Linked DNA regions of Homo sapiens: region 2 is linked to region 1. Evidence: read pairs that join two places in POLR2A ChIA-PET (ENCODE). Cell type or tissue: CD4-positive, alpha-beta T cell. All regions are shown on one strand. Links, peaks and the distances in the headings refer to the core of each region. The heading gives the core; the rest is flanking DNA.

Region 1 (5,369 bases), core at 304-5,303:
TCCTGGGTAAAGTGGGGCTAATACCGTTAAAGCAATGATGTAAAAATTAAATGAGCTAACACAAGTGAGCGTTCAGAATTGCATCTAGTGCATGGGAATCCCTCATAAGTATTAGCTATTATTATCAGTGTGCTATCAGCTTGGAACTCATGTAGTTCTGCTACAGATTTGTATTGTTCCTGAAAACAGAATATGAGACCAAATTGAGGCCAGGTGTAAAGGCATCTGGACCTTATATCCCTGCTGTCTAGTTTCTTCAAGAGGCCAGAGAGAACCTCCCTCAACTCCAGCCTACCAAGTGTCATTTATTTTAATGCAGTGTGCCCCCAGTCTTAGGAAATGGAATTCTTCATCTTCCAAGGCCTCTGGCTGAGACTGGAGACTTGTGCCTGCTCCACTGCTTGGCTGGATTAGATGCCCTAGAAAGATACTTTTAACTCAGAGAAACTGTGACTCCATGAAAGGGTCAGATCCCACCAAAAGTCATCCCAGTTCTCCATCAGTTTCTCTCTCCACTCCACCTCCCCCAGCCCATCCTCCGTCTGGGCTCCAGGGCTCTTTCCTTCTGTGTTCCCACAGGATGGTGCCTGCTTTTACCCACCCTCTAGACTTTGCCCCAGTCACCTCAAACAGCCGAGGGTCCAAATTTAGTAATAGAAATTCACTTCTCTAACCACTTTACAAAAACATTAACTCATAACTCACGGAAACCCAATGAAGTCGGTGCTGGTGGCACCTCCATTTTACAGATGATGAAACCGAGGAGAGGAGGGAGGTTGAATAACTTGGCCCAAGGTCACTTGCTGAAAAGTGGCAGAGCTAGGATTCACTGCCTCTGGTTCACTGCCTTGAAAGGAAGGAAAGTCTCCCCACTCCCACCACTGGGGAACTCTTCTTTAACTTTCTCCACAGTATCATTGGTCCGATAAATGAGAGGCAAGGAGAGAAACAAAGATGGATGTATGTATAAACTTAGGCAAGCATGGAGAGCCATGGTGATGTGGTTAAGTGTTAGTTCTTGAGCTGAATTGCACTGGTTAGTGTCCTGGATTTTGAATGTACTAACCCTGGAAAATAAAATTAGAATAATAATAAGTGTACATACATACCTTACAAAGTCATTTTGGACATGAAGTTAATAAATATTAAGCCCCTTAGAACAATGTCTGGCATATAGTAAGTGCTCAATACTTGTTATCTGCCTTTTTTTTTTCTTTTTACGTTCTCAAAAGGCAGAAGCAGCAATGCCTTTGTATAAAGAATGGTAGACTTGGAATCAGAAGATTGAGTCTGAGTACCACTTAGCTTTTGCTTCCTGTATGATCACCAGTGAAGCATTTTTCCTCTGTGAGGCCTTGCTGTTTTCATCCCTAAAATTGGGATGATGATACTTTTACACACTGAGATGGTGGCCTATGAAAGAGCTTTGTAAATTTGCAAGCTGTGGCCAAATAATTATCCCATTTTGTGATTTAGGACTTCTCCTAGAGTAGACAGAAAGTTGCCTTTCAGAAGGTCTTCAGACTCGCTTCTTGGCCTTTTGGCTAAGTTCAAGTGCAGAAAGTCTTCAGACTGAAAATACCTTCATCTTTTAGAATTCCACCACTGGAGAGTCATTGTCCGAGTCTTCCAGACTTACTAAGATAAATGGCAGGAAGTAGAGAGCCCAGTGTGTTTGCGGGGAGAGAAGAGAAGTCTCAGGAATATGACTGCCGTCTTCAAGGAGTTGAAAGGCTGTCACAGGGTGGCCTGGTCAGACTTCTGAGTGACCAACAGGTAAGAACTGGGTCTCTAAGTGGAAGTGTCAGGGCTGATTTAGTGTGAAAAAAGAAGAGCATTCTTTTGATTATAGCTCTCGGAAAGTGGAAAGGGCTACCTGATAGTGAGTGCCTGCCATTGGAGGCATTCAAACAGAGATTTGAGACCACTCCATGGGAATGTGGTAGAGGAAATGTAACGAGTCAGGTGGTGATGAAACTAGTTGACCTGGGCCTGGGAAGATCTAATTCATCCTAGAATGGCAGCACGCTGTGAGGGAGGGGAGCGCCTCTGAGGGAGCGGAGAGCTGGTTATGCAGGGACGCAGGAGGAAAGTATAGGGGGAGGCCTGCTGGGAACACAGGCCCAGCTCAGCAGAATTCACTCTTTTCCCAGAGTAGCTCCTGTCTCTTCGGCCACTTTAGGCCCTAAAGCCTAGAACTGTACATGATACACTCATTCATTCAGTTAATTCAGCAAATATTTACAGGCCTGAGAGTCAATTCCCACAGCGGACACAGTGTGGGATTGCCTGCCCTGGCAAGCCTCCTGCCTGGTGACCAGCAGAGGGCAGGAGAGACGTGCAGATGCCAAACCCTGCACAGCCCACTAGCCAAGTGAGCTTCCCTGCCGGGGAAACTGGGTCACTCAGTCCTGCCAAGCTGCAAACATTCCGAGGGTTGTGAGCATGTTGGGCCTCTCCGGCAAGGGCCTCTCCAGCAAGGACCTCTCCAGCAAGGGCTATGAGGCCCTAGATGTCACCTGGCAAGGCTGAGACCTCAGACCTCTGGACTGGCAAAGTCGCTCCCTCCTGCATGGGGAAGGAAGGAAGGATGAGGCTGATAACATGCGATGGCTCAGGGAGAAGGCTGAAGGGATCTCTTCCCAGCAAAGTGTTTCAAGTAACAGGGACAGCCCAGTCTACATGTCACAGAGGAGCCATGGGAGGCCAGGCCTGCCACGGTGGATGGGTGGGGCCGTTTGCTTCAGAGAATGCCTGGACTTCACTAAAGGAGTTTGAGGCTCTCCTTAGGCTGGGCTGAAACCCCCATTTGGAAGTGCATAAAAGGCTAACTCTCTGGATATGAATGGGTGAATGCCAAATCTGATACCTGAGTGGTTAGGAGGCAGGTTTGGAGTCAGATTTGCCTTTGTGTCCTGGTTTTCCATCTATATGTCATGGGACCTTGGGTAAGTCATTTTCAGACTTGATTTCCTTTTCTATAAACTGGTGGTGCTACTGTGAGTATTAAGTGGAATAATGAAGCAAGTGTGCAGATTGCGATTCTTTCTCCTTCCCAGCTCTCTCTCATCCTGGTCGGGGGACTGTGTGCTTGGGATAACAGTTGAAGCAGATGTTTTTTTGAGAATGGAAGCGAAGAGTGGATGCCCACCATGCTGTCAGTCTGGGCAGGGTGAACTCAACCTGAAGGAATGCTGTTCTGGGTAAAGCACGTGGAGCCACCTCTCCCCAGGCTTCTCTGGCCCCCATAGAGTCCTGCTGCAGAAAGATGCGCAGTGTATGAAGGCTCGCGTGGCCTCTTGAAGTCTGAGGGTTAAGAAATCAGGGAGGTGAAATAGGCCTGGAATGGGAGGAAACTGGAGGATGGAATGGGAAGGAGCCATTCCCCAAATTCCCATTCCATTTATGGACTCTGACGGTTAGAAGGGCCACTTGAACCTGCAAGCAAGGACCAGTTTATGCACTCTTCAAAATGTGTTTTCTCAACTAATCTAAGACATTGAAGCAAGGACTTTGTTGCCCATTCCTCTCCAGGAGGGATGGTGGGTGCTGATGCTGCTATGTAAAGGCTCTCAGCACCGTGCTCAATACTTGTTTGCTATTGATGAGGAAGGAATCTTGGACAAGTAATTTGAGTTCCCAGTTTTACTGATTAAAAAATAAATAGAACTGAGGCTCAGAGAACTGTGGAACCAGGAGAGGTAAAGTTCCTCTCATTTGCAATTGCTGCTAGAATCCTCATCTGTGACCATCTGGAGAAAGTGGCTCGATCCCTATGGTGAGCTGCTCAAATCTTGGAGTCTCTCTGCCTCCTTGGGGATTTCTCTTTGGATACATCCTCTCTACTAAACTCTAGCCACTGCTTGTGTTACCCAACCCCAGATGGGAGACAGACTGAGTTTTCCTCATTCCAGCCTATCCTTTAGGGCTCCAAGGAGCAGCAAGTGCTTCTCAGGTTGAGGGGTAATTCACCAGGTGTGTAGTGCTGGCAGCACAATGTGATAGAGCCAGTCACCTGCATTGCAATTCCAGCACCACCATGTACTGGCTGTGGGACCTTAGGCAAGATACTTGATATCTACAAGTCTCAGTGTCCCCATCTATAAAATAGGGACACTAATAGTATTTACCTTATAGCTCCTGTTCTTTCCAGTCCCTCTTAATCTGAAATTGGAAGGATGAATAAATTAAACAGCCATCTTCTTCCCTGGGAAAGCCAAAGAGCAACTCAAAAGGAAAGAATCGGAAGCTGGGCTTTGGAGTCTTCTTGTCCAGGCACTAGGAGCTGTTGGGTGGTGTAAATAGCCCTGGGCTGGGAGAGAGGACCATGGCCTAGCACATCTCTGCTATCAGATTGCTACCTTATCCACATTGCCAAGCCTCTTTGGGCCTTAGTATCCTCCTCTGGACAATGACAAGGTTGAGCTTGCTGACCATGGAGGTCCCTGTAGCCCTGCCCCTACTGAGATTCTCAGCCGCAGAGCTGGGCCCTCGTTCTTTGGGATTCAGCCCAGGCGTCACACAGTCACAGTGGCTGAAGAGGCAGCACTTTGCTGAGCTCTGGCCTACTTCCCAGAGAAGGTCACTCGGCCCCAGGGAAGCCCCTGGTTTGCTGGTTTGGATGCTGTGGAGGGCCAGGCAACAGGGACCTTAGCCTATTGGCATCTGGTTCCAGCCAAAGCTTTTCAGGGACGTGTGAGGGTAAGCAGCAGGGCTGGCAGAAGCAGTGAAAACCAGCCCGGAGCTTACGTTCTGTGGCCTTGCTTTGAAATCTACAACCTCAGCCACCTGGGAAATGATGAAGCTCTGAAAAGAAACACTGGTCAGGGGCCCAGGGGAAGTTTCCTCCTGAAAGGCCTGTGTGAGGATGGATTCCATGTGAGGGGGAAAGTATTGATAGAAGGAGGCTCTGCAAAGGAAAGCAAGCAGGGAAGGAGCAGGTCATTAAAGGATTCAGATGGGCTGGCTTGGAGGACTTTCTGAACTGTGAGAACTAGATGTGGTGTGGACTATAAACATGTGGGGGTAGGAAGTTGGAGAAGAAAGAACTCAGTGCCAGAGGGCTGCAAGATCTTCCAGGAGGTGCCTTAGAGCTGGCTGCTCTCGGCTCTCAGGCAGGGGATTGGTTGGATTTCCTTCCTCAGGCAGTGAACTCTCCTAGATACCGGACTCATTCATTTGACAGCTAATGCCTGGTTATAACTGACTCTGTAAAGTGTACTCCCATGTGTTGACTCATTGGATCTAATGACCACTGTCTGGAGTCAGTGGAGACTGGTATGATTATGATCATCCGTGTTTAGAGACAGAAAAGCAAGGGCCACTCAGAAGTGCCTCATGCAGGGTCACCCAGCTTCCAAGGCTTGGGG
Region 2 (5,369 bases), core at 225-5,224, 110 kb after region 1:
CACCAGTGAGTGTGCCAGGAAGGGAGATGCCCAAGTCAGATTGTGACTGCCTCTGCGAGCCAGGGACTCTTGCCTGGTCCTTTGTATATTCCCAGTGCTCAGCACAATCCCAGGCACTCAAAATACCTGATTCATGCTTGCTTGATGCATGGAATTAATGAGGCGGGGGGTGGCGGGGGAGGAGTCCTCCCTGTCAGTTTCTTGCTGTGTGGCAGAGAGTGCACTAGATTGGGAGTCAAGAAACCCAGGCATTGGCCCCGATCTTCCCCTTGCTTGGTTGTGGGAAGTCTGGTCTTTTCCTCTTTGGGCCTCCGTTTCCCCCATTGTTGTACAAGGAGGTTTGACCAGATAATCACTAAGGTTCATATTCTGGTTACTATTGTTATGAAACAAATTACCCCTAGTATGTAGTGATATAAACCCAACAGCCATTTTATTTTGTTTATTATTTTATGGGTCAGGAAATAAGGAAGGGCTCAGTTGAACAGTTCTTGCTTAGGGTCTCTTATGCAGCTACAATCAGATGTCAGCGGGCTGCAAACATCTGAAGCTCAGCTGGGCTAAACGTTCAGTATGCTGTGTTCATGTGGCTGGCAGTTGACACTGGCTGTTGGCTGGAAGCTCAGCTGAAGCTGTCAACCTAAGCATCTGCAAACATATCGCCTCCCTAGCATGGCAGTCTCAGGGTGGTTGGCTGTCTTACATGGCAGCTGGCTGCCTCTAGAATGAGTATCCCTAGAACACCAGGTGGAAGTGGCACGGCCTTTCCTAATCTAGCCTTGGAAGTCACATAGCATCACTTCTACTATACCCTGTTGGTCACAGGAAGCATTTGCTCACCCAGATTCAAGAGGAGGAGCATAGACTCCACTTTTGATGGGAGAAGTATTAAAAAGAATTTGGGGCCAACCAACAACAAAGAAAACAAAAACAAAACCCCACAATAGCCTTGTGGTCTGTGGAATACTTTAGCCTTGGCCCAAGTCCCTATGACTGGAGCTGTCTGGTGGTGACTGCTGGGGTGAACATGATAATGTACAGGATCAGTGAGACCCCCACACTCTGGTACTCCCTTTCCTGGAGAGAGTTCCTTTTCTGCCTTCCTTCCTTGGCTTCTCTGGATTTTAGGCTGAAACTGTCCTTTGTGAATAGCTTTAGGAGATGGCTCATTGCATGGGTGATGGGGCCCCCAGAATGAAGTAGGCCCCATGGCCTTGCCCAGGATCGCAAGAAGGAAGGAAGGAAATATTTAATGAGCACCTATTGTATCCCCATATGGAAAGAAGTCGATACTGTATTCCAGTAGATGTTACTGATGAAGTTCATTTTTCCCTCATACCATCTCTAAGGAAGAGATTTTATTGTCGTCCTCCTTTTACAGATCAGAAAATGGAGATTCCAGGGTTAAAGTGGCTTCCCCAAGGTGGTATGGTTGGCGACAGACCCATGATTCAAACCACTCATGCCACCTGCCCTGGGGCAAACCTGAGGCAGAAGCAGTGGCCTCACCTGTCCTCCTGCATGCCCTTCTCATCCTCCTCTGACTGCTCCCTCCACCCAGGGCCCAAACTTAACCACTCACCTCCCCACCAGAAATGACCTGCTGTGTGTCCCAGTTCTGTGTCTCTAAGCTGACATCCCCTCAGGAGAAGGCTTCCATGCATGTGCAGGTGACTGATGACAAAGATCCCTAACACTCTAGAATCAGCCCATTACATGGGCAGCCAGACTCTCCCCACTCCCCATCAACAAGGGGGGCTTCTGTGTGCCCTCCCCTTTATTTGGGCAGATGCTGTGACCCACAGAAGATGGTAGAGGTACTGTGCCATTTTCCAGCCCCAGGCCTTAAAAACCTGGCAGCTTCCACCTCCTGTCTCTTGAAATGGTCTCTCTGGGGACCCTAAGCCCTTCAGTCAGAAGTCTGGCCAAGTAGCCATGCTGGAGAGGCAGTTGTAGGTGCTCACTCTGGCCGGCAGGCCCAGCTGAACTCAGTCTTCCAGCCATTCTCACTGGAGTGCCCGGCATTTGAGTGAATGTGAGGGCAGCTGCCTTGGACCCTCCAGACTAGTTCGCTGCTAGTTGAATATCACTGAGTGACCTTGGTTGCCACCAGAAGAGTTGCTCAGACGAGTCCTGCCTGAATTCCTTACTCAGAAAACTGCGAGATAGAATGGTTGTTTTAAGCCGCTCAGACTTGGAGTAACTTGGAACACAGCAATAGATAACTGGACCAACATGTGTTATCTCATTGAATCTATTTATTATGTCTGTTTTACAGACTAGGACATTTAAGCTCAGAGCGATTAAATGACTCGCTCAAGGCCTCCCAGGAAGCAGGAAGCTGGGTGGCATTTGAACTTGAACTTGAGAAGTATGACTCTAGAGCTCCTTGGAACCAAAGCCCTTGTTATGCTGCATCTTGGTGGATCTGTGTGCCCCTCCTGGCAAGAGGGCTTGCATCTCAACCAAAAACATTACCTTCAACCAAAAGACTGAATACTTGACAAGGAGTGACTTTCAGCACCAGGCCATTTCCTGGTTTGAAAGATACATGGGGAGATGTGGAGTTATAGGGCCGGTCCCCTCCCTCTGCCAAACTCAGGACAGCAGGGGCTGATTTTATCTTTATTCATCTATAGCTGGCATGGAGCCTGTCCAGGGTGGGTACGTAATAAATGTTTGTTCAACAAATAAACTAACCCACAAAGGAATAAATGACAGAGAGGAAGGCAAGCAGACTATGATCTGGCGAGAAAGGTTTTCCTGCCATCTGGTGGCTATTCCTGGAACAACACTTTCTATGGCAAGAGAAGAAAATGGCAGGTTCCTTCAGGGTCCTTGGCTGTGTGCGTCTGAGTGCAAGCAGCATCATTCCAGCCTGGAGCTGGGTGGGGTGGGGGTGAGGCCTCCTCCAGGAGCCAGACTTCTTGTTTCTTTCAATGTCGGTGCTCCTAGAGGGTGAGGCAGGAAGAAGAGCTTCCCAGCCACCAGCACAGTCCGTTCTTCACAGTGCTGAGTATTCAGTGGGTGTTTAATAAATGAATACTTGGGGCTGGAATGTTAGAACAGAGGTGATGTCAGATCCCCTAGTTCGTCTTTACCTTCTACTGAAGTTTGCAAGAGGGATAGCTATCTTGAAGAGAGGGGCAGAACTTTAGAATATGCCTGTTCCAGGGGAGCCCACCCCCCCCCCAACCCAGCACCCAAGAGAGTCCTGGTCCTTGCTGTCAGACCTCTCAACACTGGCACCTTCCCACCCCTGTCCTTCCCTGAGGTGGGCCTCCACACACCCCACCCTTGCCAGGCTGACAAGTATAGCTTTTCCTGGTAGTCAGGTGGGACAGGAGTTTCCCCTACAGGGTCCTGTAAGAGACCACCAAATACCATCCTAATTTCAGATGCAGTTTCACCTGGAAAAATGTAGCCAGCAAAGGGTCTCCCTTAGGAAACGGTTGCAAAGATGACAGGAAATTAGACATGTGGAATCGCTGGACCCCAATAGGGCCCTCTACAAGTGTGTGCATTGTTAATACCTAGGACAATTCATAGGAAAATACAGATATGAACCTGTGCACACTCCCCGCGCTGCTCCTCAGCCAGCCAGCACCCACAACCCCCCTCAGCAGTCCTGTCCACCCATCCCAGTCCAAGCTTTTCACCCCAAAGCTTCCCGCAGGATCCTTGGCCACCCTTCCCTCTCCCTCATTGCAAGAGCAGGTGAGAAAGGCAAGAAGGGTTTGGTAAGAACAGACACTTTATTGCACACTATGGTGGGGGAGAGAGGAAGAGGGGTCTAGGGTGACAATGCCTCATCCCCTCCCCTGGGCTGAGTGGTTTTGACCCAGGGCTCTGACCAGCCATGGGACACATGGACTTGAATTGTTCTGAACTTATGCCAGAACCCAAAGTGACGGCCTGGTGTGTATGCTTGGGTCTGTATAAAGCAGAGCTTTCAATGAGAAGAGGCCCTAGGCCCCCTCCCCCAGCCAAAGTCATCGGGCCCCAGTGAAGCAGCAGACCTCACATCTCAGGGCCTATTTGAAGGATCCAGGGATGCTCAGGGAGCCAGGTTCATTCTAACCAGTTTAGTTTCCAGCTCTTTTCACAGTGGGGAGTACTCTGGGGGAGTGGGGTGGGGCGTGGGGGTGAGGAAGGGCAGAAAAGCAGCCCCTCCGCCTGGTAATACTGCAGGCCTGTGCAGTGCCTGGGACCGTGTCTCCTGGGCCCCAGCCTCATGACCCACACAGGCTGACTCGGAGCGGGGGTTCTCCTGGCACTGGGAAAGCAGCAACCCCTGCACATGTATTGCTGGAGGGCAGAAGCTGACCTCACTGGCATTAACTGATGTGCCCTACCTGTTCAGCCCCCATCTGGGCCTCGGGCTTCATGTTGCCTCAGTGAGGAGGGCGGAAGTCTCCCTGAGCAAGAAGCTGGTGATGGGGCTGGAGGGCAGGCAGAGGTAGGGGATCAGGGGACTGTTGACTCTTTCAGGCACATCCCTGCCCTGGAGTTCCCTCTGCCTTCTGGTGGGCACTGTGTGGACAGCACCAAAGCCAGTGGGGGTGGGGACCCTGTGAAGGGACTTGGGGACCTGGTCCTCTCCTGCTACCTCCTGCTCCTCCAGGATTCTGGGGCTGGATCTTAGCTCATCAGGTGACCCCACCTGCCTTTGACTCCAAAGGCATCAAAAGCACAGTGGGGAGGGGGCAGGCGGCCCTTTTCAAACACTGTCAGGACTGCGTCAACGGCAAATGCAGCAGTGCTATGAGATCCCTCTTGGGGTCTCGCCATCTTAAGAATCCTAGTACTTTTCCTCTGGAGAAGAGCTAGCGATTCTACTGGGAACAGCAAGAAGCTGACTGGTAAATAAATTTGAGGATTTTTTTTTTCCCTTAACGCCCTCCTTCCCTGTTTCTGGCAAACCCAGTGGTGTGAAGGCAATGAGTCACCAGCAAGAAACACATGCCTTTCCCCGTAGCAGGGGGCTCCCGAAGCACCCTGCCGGCCCTGAGGCTCCCAATAGAGCCAAGAGGAGGAGGAGGAGGCAGGGGGAGGGAGCGTGGTCTTCAGGAAGGTGGTGAACACTGGGAGTCACAGATCAGCACGCTACACACACCCACACTCACGTATGTGCACACCATACACACAGCACGCACACACACACCCCGAGCTCTAGGCCCTACGTCTAACACACAGCGAAGACACAGCAAAAGGCTACAACGAGCACTAGCGCGCCCACACCTAGCAAGCACACAGCCCCAGCTCAGCCCCTCCCGCTGGGGCCTGGCCCAGCCACACGCTACAAAATTAAAAATATATCAAATATACAATGAAAATAGATCTGTACAGCACTGAGGATGAAAATAGTC

Evidence for each region. ChIA-PET counts read pairs that join two places held together with the same protein. Peaks named below come from ENCODE experiments on the same cell type or tissue, not always from the same donor. Only the 100,000 strongest peaks of a DNase experiment are listed, where the experiment ranks them.
Region 2: POLR2A ChIA-PET joins it to region 1 with 16 read pairs; 25 of 35 experiments call an interaction of 5 or more read pairs at or near these places.

What each region holds. Positions count from the first base shown.
Region 1 is chr1:110,309,727-110,315,095 of GRCh38, reverse strand. All of the region lies in intron 2 of RBM15-AS1 (RBM15 antisense RNA 1), which reads left to right. Among named protein-coding and RNA genes, the nearest start is that of RBM15-AS1, 27 kb to the left of the region's middle. In CD4-positive, alpha-beta T cell, for the core only: CTCF peaks have their summits at 2,116 and 2,317 (motif pointing right); a DNase peak (open chromatin) is centred at 2,335.
Region 2 is chr1:110,200,570-110,205,938 of GRCh38, reverse strand. It overlaps SLC6A17 (solute carrier family 6 member 17), which reads right to left. Exons shown (of 12, transcript NM_001010898.4): 12 at 3,737-5,369. Among named protein-coding and RNA genes, the nearest start is that of KCNC4-DT, 6.7 kb to the left of the region's middle. RefSeq lists an enhancer at 2,844-2,893. In CD4-positive, alpha-beta T cell, for the core only: CTCF peaks have their summits at 2,531 and 2,731 (motif pointing left); a DNase peak (open chromatin) is centred at 2,778; H3K27ac peaks cover 427 bases.